Regions from separate parts of the Homo sapiens genome. Here region 2 is linked to region 1. The links are chromatin contacts, found by Hi-C in ENCODE. All regions are on one chromosome and are shown on one strand. Each heading gives the region's core, a stretch centred on a gene start or an enhancer-like site at or near the end of the contact. The rest is flanking DNA. Distances are from core to core; before and after follow the strand shown. Region 1 holds the start of KRIT1 (KRIT1 ankyrin repeat containing). Region 2 overlaps CDK14 (cyclin dependent kinase 14).

What was found. Hi-C counts contacts between places; a loop is a spot of excess contacts on that map. Pooled maps may share reads with other maps.
Region 2: a loop to region 1 is called in a map of OCI-LY7, with 4 times the contacts of the local background. The contact joins the enhancer-like site here to the promoter of KRIT1 in region 1. A Hi-C loop is called at or near these places in 1 of 168 maps with a recorded cell type or tissue (OCI-LY7), 1 of 37 single-sample maps with no recorded cell type and 2 of 50 pooled maps.

Annotation. Positions count from the first base shown.
Region 1 is chr7:92,243,592-92,249,991 of GRCh38, forward strand. KRIT1 (KRIT1 ankyrin repeat containing) reads right to left here and starts at 2,323. Exons shown (of 19, transcript NM_194454.3): 1 at 2,199-2,323; 2 at 1,311-1,580; 3 at 411-558. ANKIB1 (ankyrin repeat and IBR domain containing 1) reads left to right here and starts at 2,383. Exons shown (of 20, transcript NM_019004.2): 1 at 2,383-2,928. RefSeq lists an enhancer at 2,204-2,498 and a silencer at 2,429-2,818.
Region 2 is chr7:90,713,284-90,720,054 of GRCh38, forward strand. The region is part of intron 2 of CDK14 (cyclin dependent kinase 14); the gene reads left to right. Among named protein-coding and RNA genes, the nearest start is that of CDK14, 120 kb to the left of the region's middle. Within about 2 kb of position 4,633, at least 3 of the 41 ENCODE cell types and tissues checked have a DNase peak (open chromatin) inside an H3K27ac peak, as active enhancers do.

The DNA of each region.
Region 1 (6,400 bases), core at 1,073-3,572:
TGAAAATGTCACTCTGTAACTTTTAATTCACTTCCCTAAATAATAATTAAAAAGTGCCTTATGATTGTAAAATTACCCTAAGAAGAAATTCTTTTAAAATACAGTAGCTTTTGGCATTTTACATAAACTTTAGCCTAAGATTAAAACAACCATTAAAATTATTGTACAAAAATTTTAAATAAAATAATTTAAATACTTTTCAAATTTATTTTAAATTCTAAAACTTTCCATTGATTTAGATCCAAAAAAACCCTACAGATATTTCACTAGAAAAAAATACAGTGACACATTAGGATAGAGACATTTCATTGTGTGAAAGGTTTTGAGGACGTTATCATTCTTTATCATTATATACTTCATGAAATTTTTTTCAGTTCAATTTTTTGTATAAAATCATTCTTAAAACCCACCTCATGCAACAGACCTTCCTACATCATGTGAAAAGGATGAGGCCTTTTTCTTCTCAGAATTTCTATTTAGCAATTACTTTTCACCACAGATTAACAATGACTTCAAGATAATAAACGTTTACAAATTATGAGACAGACGCATTGAAGACTGCAAGCCCCAAAAAGAAAGACATTGTATTGTGAATACACTGTATGATATATGGGCACAATTACAGAAACCATTTTATCTATTAAGGACCTAAAAGAAAAATCAAGTAACTCTTACTTTTCTAAAGACAATTTAAAGCAAATCAATTCCTGTCTTGGTCAACTCATGTTAAGAAAACATTTACTAGCAAAGTACTTTGTCAATACTCATCACTTCTCTAGAATATTTAATTAATACTGCACAGAAGCCTGAACTTTTAAAAGGTAAACAAATGTGATTTTAAAAAGACATAACTATGACAGTAACAGTATTTTGTTTTCTTAAACCAAATACTTTTTTACCATATCCCCAAAATATTCTTAAAATTCATTTTCAAGAACTATTCGTACTTGACTACTTAAAATCTACATTCTTCCAGTGACATGAAAGAAGGAAACAAAGGCTTAACAGGAAAATAACAAAAGTAACTAACATAGGAAGGTAAAACTGCTAAGGGAGAAACACAGACAAACTGATAGAAAATGAGTAGCTTGAACTAAAATACAAGAAAGGTATAACTAGAGTTTGCAATATGTTTAGACTGAGTCTGAGATGAGGGTTCAAGTGAATAAGTACAGGAAACGTGGCATTTTGTTATATGGCTCACTCCATTCTGGAAAATGTTAGGCACAAATGATAATATGCTCCCTAAGTAATAAGATCTTATAAATAAAGCAGTGGAAGTGGTCCTTAATTAGGGGGGTGGCACCTACCTGGGATCACTGGAAAATATGGAGGGCATTTCTGGTTGTCACTATGACTGATGAGGGGAGATGTACAACTGCCATTTAGTGTCCATGGAACAGGTTTGCTAACATCCTCTTAGTATGCTAGACAGCGTTTGCAAACAGAAACTGTAAAGGCACATATGCACTCCAGAAGGGTAAGAAAATAATGAGGCTGAGATCCTGAGTTGGACCACCGAGATGAAAGACTTCTGGTGAGGCTAAAAACATGTAGAAAAAGCGATGAAAGCCAAAAACCTTAAAAGGTGGAGAAAAGTGTAGAGGCGAGAAGTGAGTTACAGGGGGAGAAGTGAGTTAGAATGACAAGCTGTGAATCCCTTTCCCTGCAATGACAAAAATACGTAATCACTCTGCCTGGGAGGTTTTTTCCTGCGCCACCACCCGTCAACGTCCACTACTGGGGAAAAACGTAAGCCTCTTTGCTCAAAGAGTTTCCACCCAAAAAGTGGCTATGGTTTCTCTGTAACTACATGTGAAAAATAAACTCCTTGCCTGGGGCAACTAGATGTGGAGATGGTTCAGTCTCCCACCTCCGTTTTCCCTCGCTGGAGTCGAACTTGCTCCTCCTGTTTCCCGAAGGACACCGAGAGGTCCCACCCGTACGGGCTGCCGCGAGTGCCTCTCTGGCCGCTACATTCAACTAAATGGGTGGGACAGTCACCTGGCGAGGGGGGGCAGGGACCGTCACCGCTTTCTCATTCCTCCTTCCCTCCTCCCAGGCACAGCAGCCCGGCCCAGCTTCCTGTGGCAGAAAAACCCTCAGTCGCCAAAAGAAAGCCGTCTTGAGGGTTCCCCCGCGCTCCCACCCGCGCCCCAAAAGCTCAGGTCTCTGGAGTCGGAGACCCTCCTGCCCACCTGCTCTTTACTGTCCTTCCCTCTCCTCGCACCTCAGCACCATTCACCCCTCACCCTCTCCCGAAACTACGGGGTCCCAGGTCTTCAAAGGCCTTAGCTTTCCACCCCGCCGTTACCGTGGCTATGAAATCGCTTCCGGGTTCACACCCTTTGCAGCCTCGCGGTTGGCGGTGAAAGAGCTTCCGGGTCGGCGGCCGGGCTGCTGCCGTTCCTGCTCCTTTTCACTGGACCTGCAGTCTCTCAGGGGCTGGTGGCAGGCGACTAGGAGACTAGGGTGGTGGCGGTGGGGGTGCCAGCGGCTGAGCCGGAGCCGGAGCCGGAGGCGGGGGAGGGGAAGAGGGCGGCCGGGGCTGCGAGCGCGCAAGGCTGGAACATGAGCCGGGCTTGACCGCGAGGCGGAGGCAAGAGCCACCGCCCCCTCTTCCCCTCCCCCGAGTGAGGCGGCGCAGCGGCCGGAGAGGGATGGGGGGCGCCCACCCAGTCTGAGCCTCGCCGCGGGCGCCTTCGGCTCACGCAGCGCTTCCCGCGGGCCGCCAGTGCGCACCCTCGGCCACATCAGCCTCCGCCTGGCGGGTGCACCCGGGCCGGCGAGGAAGGGGCAACCGTCCGGGTGGGTGGGGCGGGCTGGGTACCTGAGGTCACCAGCTCGGCTGTAGAGGCAGGGGCGGCGGAGGCGGAACTGCGGAGTTGCTGGGTCCACCGACCCTTACCCTCAGCGAGAGAAGTAACCGTAAGTCTCAGCTTCGCGGTACAGATGTGTTTGAGGCTGCCTCTACCCATTTGTGGCTCCGAGTTCAGAGCTACCTACTTCACACCCTCCCGGATCTACTAGGAGTGTGTCTGTCGCCTGTTTTGGAGCATTGTTGTTCTGTCTGTCCCCATCCCTGAACAGGCAGCATTCTCTGCCCTACAGGGCTTTTCTCCCAGCGAATTTGCAAGCCTCCGGGTCTCCGTGACGCGTCCCATCCTCCCCATCTGGATGCATCTCCTTGTCCCTCTGTCCTCAAAGGATCTGTGTCCTTCCTCGCAGCCTCCCCCCCACCCCCATCCTTTGAGACGTGGAAAGCCACGGGTTCTGCCGACCTCGGGGGCTAGAGAGAGTCTTGAGAAGCGGATGGGTAAAAGTGCTCTGCAGGGCTGTGATGGGTGGGGATAGGTGCAGATGGCTCCAGTGAACCTTTATTTTTGCAGCTTCTGCCACCAAAACAAAAGAATGGAGCGCTCCCCTGTATTCTTATTCTTCTCCGTATGTATGAGCTGTTTTTCTGTACGTAGCTGTTTGAGTCGCAGGAAATTGAAACTAGAGCTGTAATAAAGCATCTCCTGAGGAGATTTTGAGAATTAGTCTCCCAAGCTCTATTCACACGGAATGGCATATCGAACAATCTTGTATTGGAATGACCATTTCAGAAGAGCTTTACTGGTAGATCTGACAGATAAATGTAAAGATAAGAGTCTGCTGTTTCAAATAGTGTATTTTAGATACCTTTAAATTTTAGTGTTCTAATTTTCATCTAGTTCTTAATTTGTGAAGTATGTGGGTATGTGTAAGGTGTAAAAATCTGTGTATTGGAAGGTTTTGCTTTGTTACAAGCTTTTGCTTTGTTGCTTTTGAGACAGACGTTTAAAGATCATATTAGATTGTATTTGATAATTATTTTCAATCATTAATTCCAGAGAAATCTTTTTTTGTATCAGCCACTCACAGATGTTACACACCTTGGTGCCTATGACCCTCCTGCTGCTTAAACTGTGAATGTCTTCAAAGTATATTTTCAGATTTTTGAACTAGGCGTTTTTTCTCATTAGAATTTGATTTGCTTTTCAAACTGCTCCTGCAGAACTTTCCAGAAATTAGATTTAAAAATAATTTTAATGCTGTCAGTGATTGGACAATAGCTCTTATATGACTTTATGCATTTGCTACTTTTCAGAGCACCATAGGAAGCAAACGATAATTTAAGAATAATTTTACTGTGTACTGCAGGTTGTCATTCTGCAAACTACTGTGTAGTGTAGACTGGTAGCTTTGGTGTTTTGTGTTGCTGAAAAACATTGTCATTTCATTAAGAAAGATGGATGTGTTTAATGACTTTTCCCCCCAACCTCCTTTCAGCAGTTGATTTTGGGCTATTATCTGATTTGTAACTTCTCACTGTTCACAGATTTTAATTTGAAGTAGGCTCAGGAGATGTAGCTCCAACTCTGTCTCTGGAAATGTACTTAGCACAGAAGCCAAGCACTGTGCAGAGTTGAGTGTATTATTAAGGGTGTGGCTTTTGCTTTCTGTAAAATTGTTCAGTTTCTGAATAAGAGTAGGGTGCTATAGTGAGGTGATGGGCGCTATCTTGGAGAAGTCTTAGAAAAAATGTTGTTGATTCTCTTTTCCTTGGGGTAGGATGGGGAAGATAGAACTATATTTTCCTATTTCACTGTTCCCTTGACCACTACACCGAGAATTTTGAGTTTTCAATATGTAAGGAGTCTGAAACTGTGCCAACTGTGCTGTAAACAAGGGCTCTAACAGGTAGGTGACTCCTGAAACATGGGAGGGAAGTTTTGTTAGCCACTCTTTTGTACTCCTGTGGCACTGCCCACTTCTCAAAGAGTGGGTTTTCTTTCCTCTTTCTTTTCTGGGGTATGCACTCAAACTTGTGAAAGTGAAATATGTGTATTTACAACTTGCTTGTAGATAAAAGTGCGAGCTCATTTTCATATATAAGTAGATGGAAGAACTATGAATTAAGTTAATCTGAATGTCCTTGAAATGAAGTTGGAAAAGATTCCTCAGTGCTTTGGGTAATTTTTCCCCCATTGAGGATGCATATGACATTTATTTAGATTAAGTTTTAAAATATTTCCTTCAAATATTTGACACATTTGCCAAAAAGGATTTGGGAGTGGACTAAGTCATTATTAAAGAGACCAGTCTGTGGGAGTTTTTATACATTGATCTAAAAATGTTTAGGTTTTTAATTTACTTTTCAAAGTGACTTCCTTAGGGGGAATGGTAATTTTTGGATTCTCAGTTTATTTTTCAGATAACCTCAGACTGCCTCTTTCTTTTCCAGATACTTTTTTTCTTTTTTCTTTTCTTTCTTTTTTTTTTTTTTTTTGAGATGGAGTCTCATTCTCTTGCCAAGGCTGGAGTGCAGTGGTGTGATCTTAGCTCAGTACAACCTCCGCCTCCTGGGGTCAAACGATTCTCCTGCGTCAGCCTCCCAAGTAGCTGGGACTACAGGTGCCCGCCACCACACCCGGCTAATTTTTGTATTTTTAGTAGAGACGAGGTTTTGCCACGTTGGCCAGGCTGGTCTCAAACTCCTGAACTCAGGTGATCCGCCTGCCTTGGCCTCCCAAAATGTTGGGATTATGGGTGTCAGCCACTGCGCCTGGCCTTCCAGATACTTTCATGTCCACTTCATTTCAGTAAACCTTTGTTGAGCATCTACTGTGTGTGCCAAGCACTTTTATTAGGTTCTGGAACTACCAGGGTAAATTAGTCAAGGTTCCTTTCCTCATTGAGGTTACCAGTCTAGATATTTGACTGTGATTTCTATTCACCTGCCTTTATTGGCTTCTCTTACAGGTTTTTAAGCCACTTGACCCTGTTGCAAGGTTGTTTCATATCCTGTGTATAAGAATAAGCGGCCGGGTGCTGTGGCTCACGCCTGTAATCCCAGCACTTTGGGAGGCCGAGGTGGACAGATCATGAGGTCAAGAGATCAAGACCAGCCTGGCCAACATGGTGAAACTCTGTCTCTACTAAAGATACAAAAAACTAGCTGGGTGTGGTGGCACGCCCCTGTAATCCCAGCTACTTGGGAGGTGGAGGCAGGAGAATCACTTTAACCTGGGAGGTGGAGGTTGCAGTGAGCTGAGATCGCACCATTGCACTCCAGCCTGGGTGACAGGGTGAGACTCTGTCTCAAAAAAAAAAAAGAATAAGCACAATAGATGCCATTTATTGAGTGCCTAATTTGTGCCAGTCACCATGCTAAGTGCTTTACATACGTTATCTCATTTAATCCTTAGAACAGTCCCAAAATATATTTTATCTCCATTTAAAGATCTCCCCCCCCACACGCGAATAAACTAAACTAAATTATTTTAATAATAAAAAGCCATACAGAATCTTGTGTATAGTATTACTGGATTTTTTTTTCTTGTAATATTCTCGAAAAGATTTGACTTACAGTCCT
Region 2 (6,771 bases), core at 3,383-5,882, 1.5 Mb before region 1:
TTACACTGGGTCAGTCAGCAGTTTATATCCATGCTTTTAACTCACTATCCAGGGGACCCAACCATTTATAGAGGAAGAAGATTCAACATAGCAATATCCAATACCTGAGTCTTCCCAAATAAGCCTGCTCCTTCTTAATGGGTCTTGCTTTCTATCCCCCTAACTGTTTTTCTGTCCTCCTAACTGTTTTTCTGTTATGGCCTGACTTTTATTATGAGACTAATTCAGAATCAGATTAATCAAATGCATGTTAAATTTGAGTGGTAGGTTTGTGGGGAGAGAGGGAAGATGGGCCAGAAAACCTTAAACCAGTGAGCAGTTATTTTGCACAGCTTTGGAAGTACTTTTTTTTTTTTTTTTTCATCAGGAGAGATAAGAGAGAATGGAGAGAAATGGAGAGAATTGCAGATAAAGTTGTTTTTTGTTTACTTCTCTCATGATGTAAGTCCCAGGGGACATGTACGAAAGACAATACAGTGGTCAAGAGCTTGTGCTTTGTATTCAGAGTCCTGTAATCAATCCCATCTCCTGTGTTTATTTTCTGTGTGGCCTTGGACATGTTACTTAATTCATGTGTGCCTCAATGTAACCATCTGCAAAATTGAGATAATACTAGTCACCTTTCTTATGAGGTTGTTGTAGAGATTAATTGGGAAGCTATTTTTAAAGCATTTTTATAGTAATTTATGTAATAAGAGCTCAACAAGTTAGCCATCATCATCATTGTCATCTCATCTAGAAATCCTTGATTTCCATCTCTTTTCTATCAGCTGCATTATATCTTGCCCAAGATCCTTCTGTAGTTTGACTATAGAGCATATGTAATTATTTCTTAGTGTTATTGAGTCTGAGTGGATAAAAGGAGGATGTAACAGAAAGCTCCAATATCCTGTTTATCATCTGGCAGACTTTGGAAGGGTAAATGTTCTTTAGACTTACTTTTCGGCCCAGTTGATAACACATTTGCCCCAGCAGCTTATTCCTCAGGTAAATGAAATCTTGCTAAAAATACAAAGTTGACAGTGAAACGCTTCTGGAAGCACTGGGGTTTGTTTTCCGGTGACAGACAAACAGCAGGATGTGTGTATCCCACTGCTGTGCTCTATTCACCTTGCATCTCTCAGGCAGGATTTGGTATTGACTTTTCTCAGCTACAGGAAAGGTTTACAGAACTGGTCTTCATGAAATCAGTTAGGAGTGTTATTAATGGGTTACTGTCAAATTTATTATTGCTGAAATTTTGGCTCTTTATAATAGATGAATCAATTGTTAAAGCAACATTGAAAGATACTTCCATTTTCTCCTCAAAGGTTCATTGTTCCCAGTGTTCCTCTTCATAAGCTCTGTGTGGTTAGTGACCCATATATGATTCTCTGAAAATGTTAAGAGCTTCAAAAGTCAATTCTATATTGAGTGATGCCCTATATTTTCCTGAACACTTTGATGGAGTTTGCATCTAGATTTATTTTATAAGAAGAAAAACATTAAACTTTTAAACTTTATAACATCATTCTTGACATCAACCACTAAATTATTATCCAAGCACTAATAATACATTTATATTTTATTAAAAAGATGGCTATTGTAGATTTGGAGATGTATGTTGTATTTATATAGCCATCTGTTTCGGAGTAAGAAGATAGTACACAATTTTATTTCTCCTTTAGGGAAGGAATTTAAAAATATTTATAATCTTTATTTTTAAACGCTGTTCATATGGTTACTGGGGGAAAGAATTCAGATCCTAAAGGATCAGTCATATCTCCAGTAGTGTTTTCTCTTCAGTTTTCATGTTTTAATGTTATTGCACCTTCTGGATGCTGTATTTTACATGAGGGACAGAATAGTGAGCTACAGATATTTGAAAGGTGTAGACATGAAGGAAGAACTGGCCTGGTTTAGTACAAAGAAGCCAGGGGTGGTTTAGTGAAACTCAAAAGTGAAAACAAACAGAATTCAGAAGGCACTTGAGACTGTCTTTTGCACGGCCTTTGAGACAAGTGAGCTTCTGCAGTCCCTGTGATGTTTAAAAATACCCCTCAAACATTAAGCATATGTGTGTATAGGTAGAAAGCGTCCTGGACCATATTATTGATTTCAAGTCTATGAATCTGAGATCAGCCTCTTGTGTTTATTAGTGGTTAGTGCTTCTGACATGGTAGACATTTTTAGTTTTTAAATCAGAGTAGTTAACAGTCAGTCCCCTTCGCCAGCTTAGTTCATACTGCTATATGTTGTGGAGTCCTTTGGAAATACACTCTGTTTTCCCCTTTTCAGGTAGAACCCAAGGCAAAACCTAAAAAAGAAAAGCTATATTTAAACCTGTAAATCCTGTGGGAGAGGGAGAAAAAGTTTTTATTTGCAGGAATAGACCTTTTTTTTTTTTTTTTTTTCTAGAGTAAGAGTTTTAAGGGAATAGTGTCTTGATGAAGAAACTAATTAGCCATGCAGTGTGAGCCACTGTGTAGCTTGATTTTTCTATTTTGTAGAGAATAGGTATTCCATTTCCCCAGTGCAGCTATGGGAATTTTGTAGATTGGAAAACGCTGTGTTTTGTAGAATCTCAAAACAAAGTCACCCGCTTGCTCTGCTTGGAGCTTCTCATCTCTTGTGTCCCATTTCTGAGCCCTTTGGCTATAAATGTTTTGTTGAGGGGTGGGGGGAATATAGATATCAATTTTAATATTTCACCTCTTAACACGTACCATTTGGTCGTATGATATGAATTCTGCACTCCTGACTCTGTCTTTTTTCCATGATGGCATTTTAACCAGCATATAATTGTGGATGTCAACTGGAAGTCAGAAAATGTACATACCTTCTTCTTTCTCTTGTTGACCTTTTTGGGATATTTAATGTTTTTAGTGGAAACAGTGTCTGAAAGACATCTCATCTGGCTTTTCACATAATCAGAGTAGGATTTAACTGGAGTGGGAAATGTTCAGTTATGCCATTTGGGCCAAAGACTCCCCTCACACCCACACCAAAGGAGGACCTGTTTTAGGATACATGGTACTCTTCACAAATTTAAGTTCCTTTTCAAATTTCTTTTCTAGATCCTGAGGTGACTTCCTTCTAAGTTTTTCCTCCAAAGCTACCAAATAAACCCTAGTAAGTAGTAAGCAAAGCAAGATTCTGAATTCAATTCTACTTAGGATAATTTTGTAGTAATTGTTTTTATAGATATGATGGCTAGCAGCAAAACAATGTTCCTATATTAGAGACACATACATCTATAAATTTCTATGCAGGAAGTAATGTCATATATGCTGCTATAACCCATGTATATTCTTTCTTCTCTACTCATCACTCATTCCAATTCCATGGTTGTTTAAATTCATAAACATATTGGATGTATATTATTGCACATTTTATTTCAGAGCTGAAAATATATTGAGTTATCTGATAACTACCGTGAACTTTTGAGATAAGTTTGAGTAAAATATGTTACCGAAGGAGTAGTAAAATTTTTATCACTCATTGTACACAGAGACTGAAACAAATTTTCCCTCTAAATTTGCCCTCTCTACAATCACAATCTCTTATTGGACCATAACAGCAGAATATATCATTACATGGTTTAGTGCACCATGTCTCAAATTTCAAGGTGCACACAAATCACCCAGGGATCTTGTTAAAATTCAGATTCTGACTTGGTAGAACTGCAGTGGGTCTGAGATCCCAGTGATTCCCGTGCTGCCAGTCTGCAAGCAGCAAGGGGTTAACTTTTCCAGATGAAATTCTGGTCACAATGCTAACTACATTCTGAAAAACTTATACAGACAACTAACAATAGGGCTGGTTGTTAGTAATTCTACCCTTGCTATGAGTGCTCATTAAAACCTTACGTTAAATTTATCATTATGATTTGGACAAAATGAAGAAGTATAGGCATCAAAATGAAGAAGTATAGAAGTCAGGAAGTATAGGCATCTACCTATATGAGCCTATAAACAAAACTGTATCTCATCTGAAATGTGTAATTATCACAGAAGAGAAAGTGACTAAATAAAATTATTTTAACAACATATACCAAAGCTTAAGCTTCTGGAAAGACTACCTAATATTCCATAATAGAATTAGCAAAACAGTTATCAAGCCTATTGATGGCAAGCATTGAAGTCCAGTAAGGGATGTAACAAAACTACAGTCACTGAAGCAGCGTAAAGGTCACTGAAGCAGCATAAAGGAATGTGGTGTCCTCAAGAGTCCTCCATTCAGCAGTGTCCACTAGCTGAGGAATTCAGGATTTAAGTGAAATTGGGTCAGATGCCAAAGAAACCATGTAGTAGAAAAATAAGCATTTTAAAACTAAATCGCAATGTTAGACATTGAATTCTGATGAATGGAAACATCTGGTGAAGTGTTTTCATGACTGGAAAATATCTCAACTCAGAAGGTACCTTGTTTTTAATGTAGTTTCTCAGGACTAATTTTTTTAGTGGCCTATTTTTAGTTAAAGGGGAAAGCTTATAATTAGTAAAACAATCCATCATTGAGTAAATATTAACAGAACTATTTCATGCCCGGTCTTTTGTGCTTTGGGAACACTAAAGAAATAGAAGATATGGTTTGTGTGCTCAAGGTGTTTACACTCTGGTCATGGAAATACAAACACGTGAGAAACAGTGCTCAGCAAAGACGGAGCTCCCCCCACCCCACCAAAATAAACCAAACACTTGAAAACAAATTCTACAGTAGCTTATATAAGAATATATAATAACATATATTTCAGTAACAAATTATAAAATACAATCTAAAAATGATGTAGTTGGTAGTGAGGGCATTTTTGGTTGTGACAGTGACAATGATATAAGGGCAGGACTAGCATTTAGTACACAGAACCATGGTTGCCAGATGCTCTACAACGTGTACTGCTGTGGAAATGCTGCACCCAAATAATTTTCAGCCAAAATGCCCAGGATGCCACCACTGAGAAACAGTGCCAGGATGTCAGAGTTAAGGAAAATCTGAAAAGACTGGAGACATTAAGAGAAGTGTATACATGGTATGTACCTGTCTTTGTCCTTTCTAAATCCTAAAATTCTAAGGGAAAGTGGAACACAAAGGAAGCACAAAGAAGTGAATTTATGTGTGAGACTTTACTAGTTGACCTATCTAAAATTATTTACCAGCTGCAAACTGCTGCCTAAAGTTCATAGTAGAACATTAGAGCTAAAACAGATCTGTATCATTTTACAGATGAGAAGACTGAGATCTGGGGAATTTAAGTGGCTTGTCTTGAGGCACTTAGTTCTGACTTCTATGGGCAGTATGTTTGCATGTATATTAGATAATGTTCTGAAGGTGACTTTAGGCAAGATCTTGGTTCTCATAAAACAAAGCTGTAAGTAAAAAACACATTCTTGCATATATCCTTCTATATGTGTACATATCTTTGCTCTGTGTAGCCACTCTTACTGCCATCTCTGTGTATACACACATACATACACACGCATACTATTAGGGAGAAAATAGAGAAGACAGCAAGCAAAGAGAGGAAAGCATACTTTTAGATTTGACAGATTTAAGTTATAGATGAAGGCAGTTATCATTGGTTATGATTCTAGTGGCAATGATTCTAATTCTTCCTACCTCTCTCTTCTACCCAAAACTCTTGCACATCTATCCTTAATAGCTGAAATTACTTTTATAAGGGAGAAAACTTGTTGTTCTGTAACGCTTAAAGTTCAGATAATTCTGGGAGAGGTAGTACTACGATTTAAGTGCTCAAAAACTTATAAATGACTGATGATTTTTTTATATTGGGAGCAGATTTTGAGTAGGATAAAGCCATCAGGCCCTCCTGGGGTATTGGACAAAGGGAAAAAAACAAATGAAAGAGGTTGTCAAGATTTTTGCTTATTTCATAGTTTTGCATTGGACCTGTGATGGATATTCCTTTCATGAATATCAAAAGAGCATGACCTAGCTACAGCCTGACGCATGATACATATTTGCTGTGGGTTAACCTGGAGTCTTTTAAACCAATTCTTTTCCAGTGTCTGCCTTCAACTAACAGTGTGGAGTGAAGTAGTAGAGAAAATCAGACTCTGAACCCAGTAAAATGCTGATCACCAGAAAATGGGTGATTCAAAGGGACAATTTTCAGACCGAATGAATTCACTTGAAATGAATGCCAACCTTAACTGAATTAAGCTGTGCTCTTTCAAATCCACTGCTGTGAGTTCAGTAGACAGTTGTCTGGATTTTACATAGCTCTAAGCTAGAATCGTAGGTCAAATTGTGACTTTTGGAGCCTCATACACTGTTTGAATTTCTAACAATTTTTACTCAGGTTTGAGTTTGCCAGCAAATGAACAAGTTCCTGTTAATAATGAGTAGACCAAATTAATCGCTTCAGATGAATATCCATATGTGTGGGTGCATCTCAAAGCAAGTTTGAAATTCTAGCTTCTATTGAATTTACTGGAAAAAAAAGTTTATTTTGGTATTTGTGATGATTTCTTCTTTTTATATGTTTTCGAATACCAGGAGACATCCCTGCTTATGTGATTTTTGTTACTTCAGTTTCTAAATGGAACAAGTAGTATGAAAAAGTACAGTCATGGAGAAGACTATTCTTAGTTCTCATTGATATTAGAATTTCTGTCTTGTTTTCACACGATACTGATAGCATAGCTGTCTACTGGAATTTGCCTTGGGCAGAGGTGCCAAAGATATTTTCTTCTGGACCCATGATTTGGGAAAACCATTTTTAACCTGTGGAAGTTCCTTATTTTCCACGAGTTAATGAACAAATCTTTACTG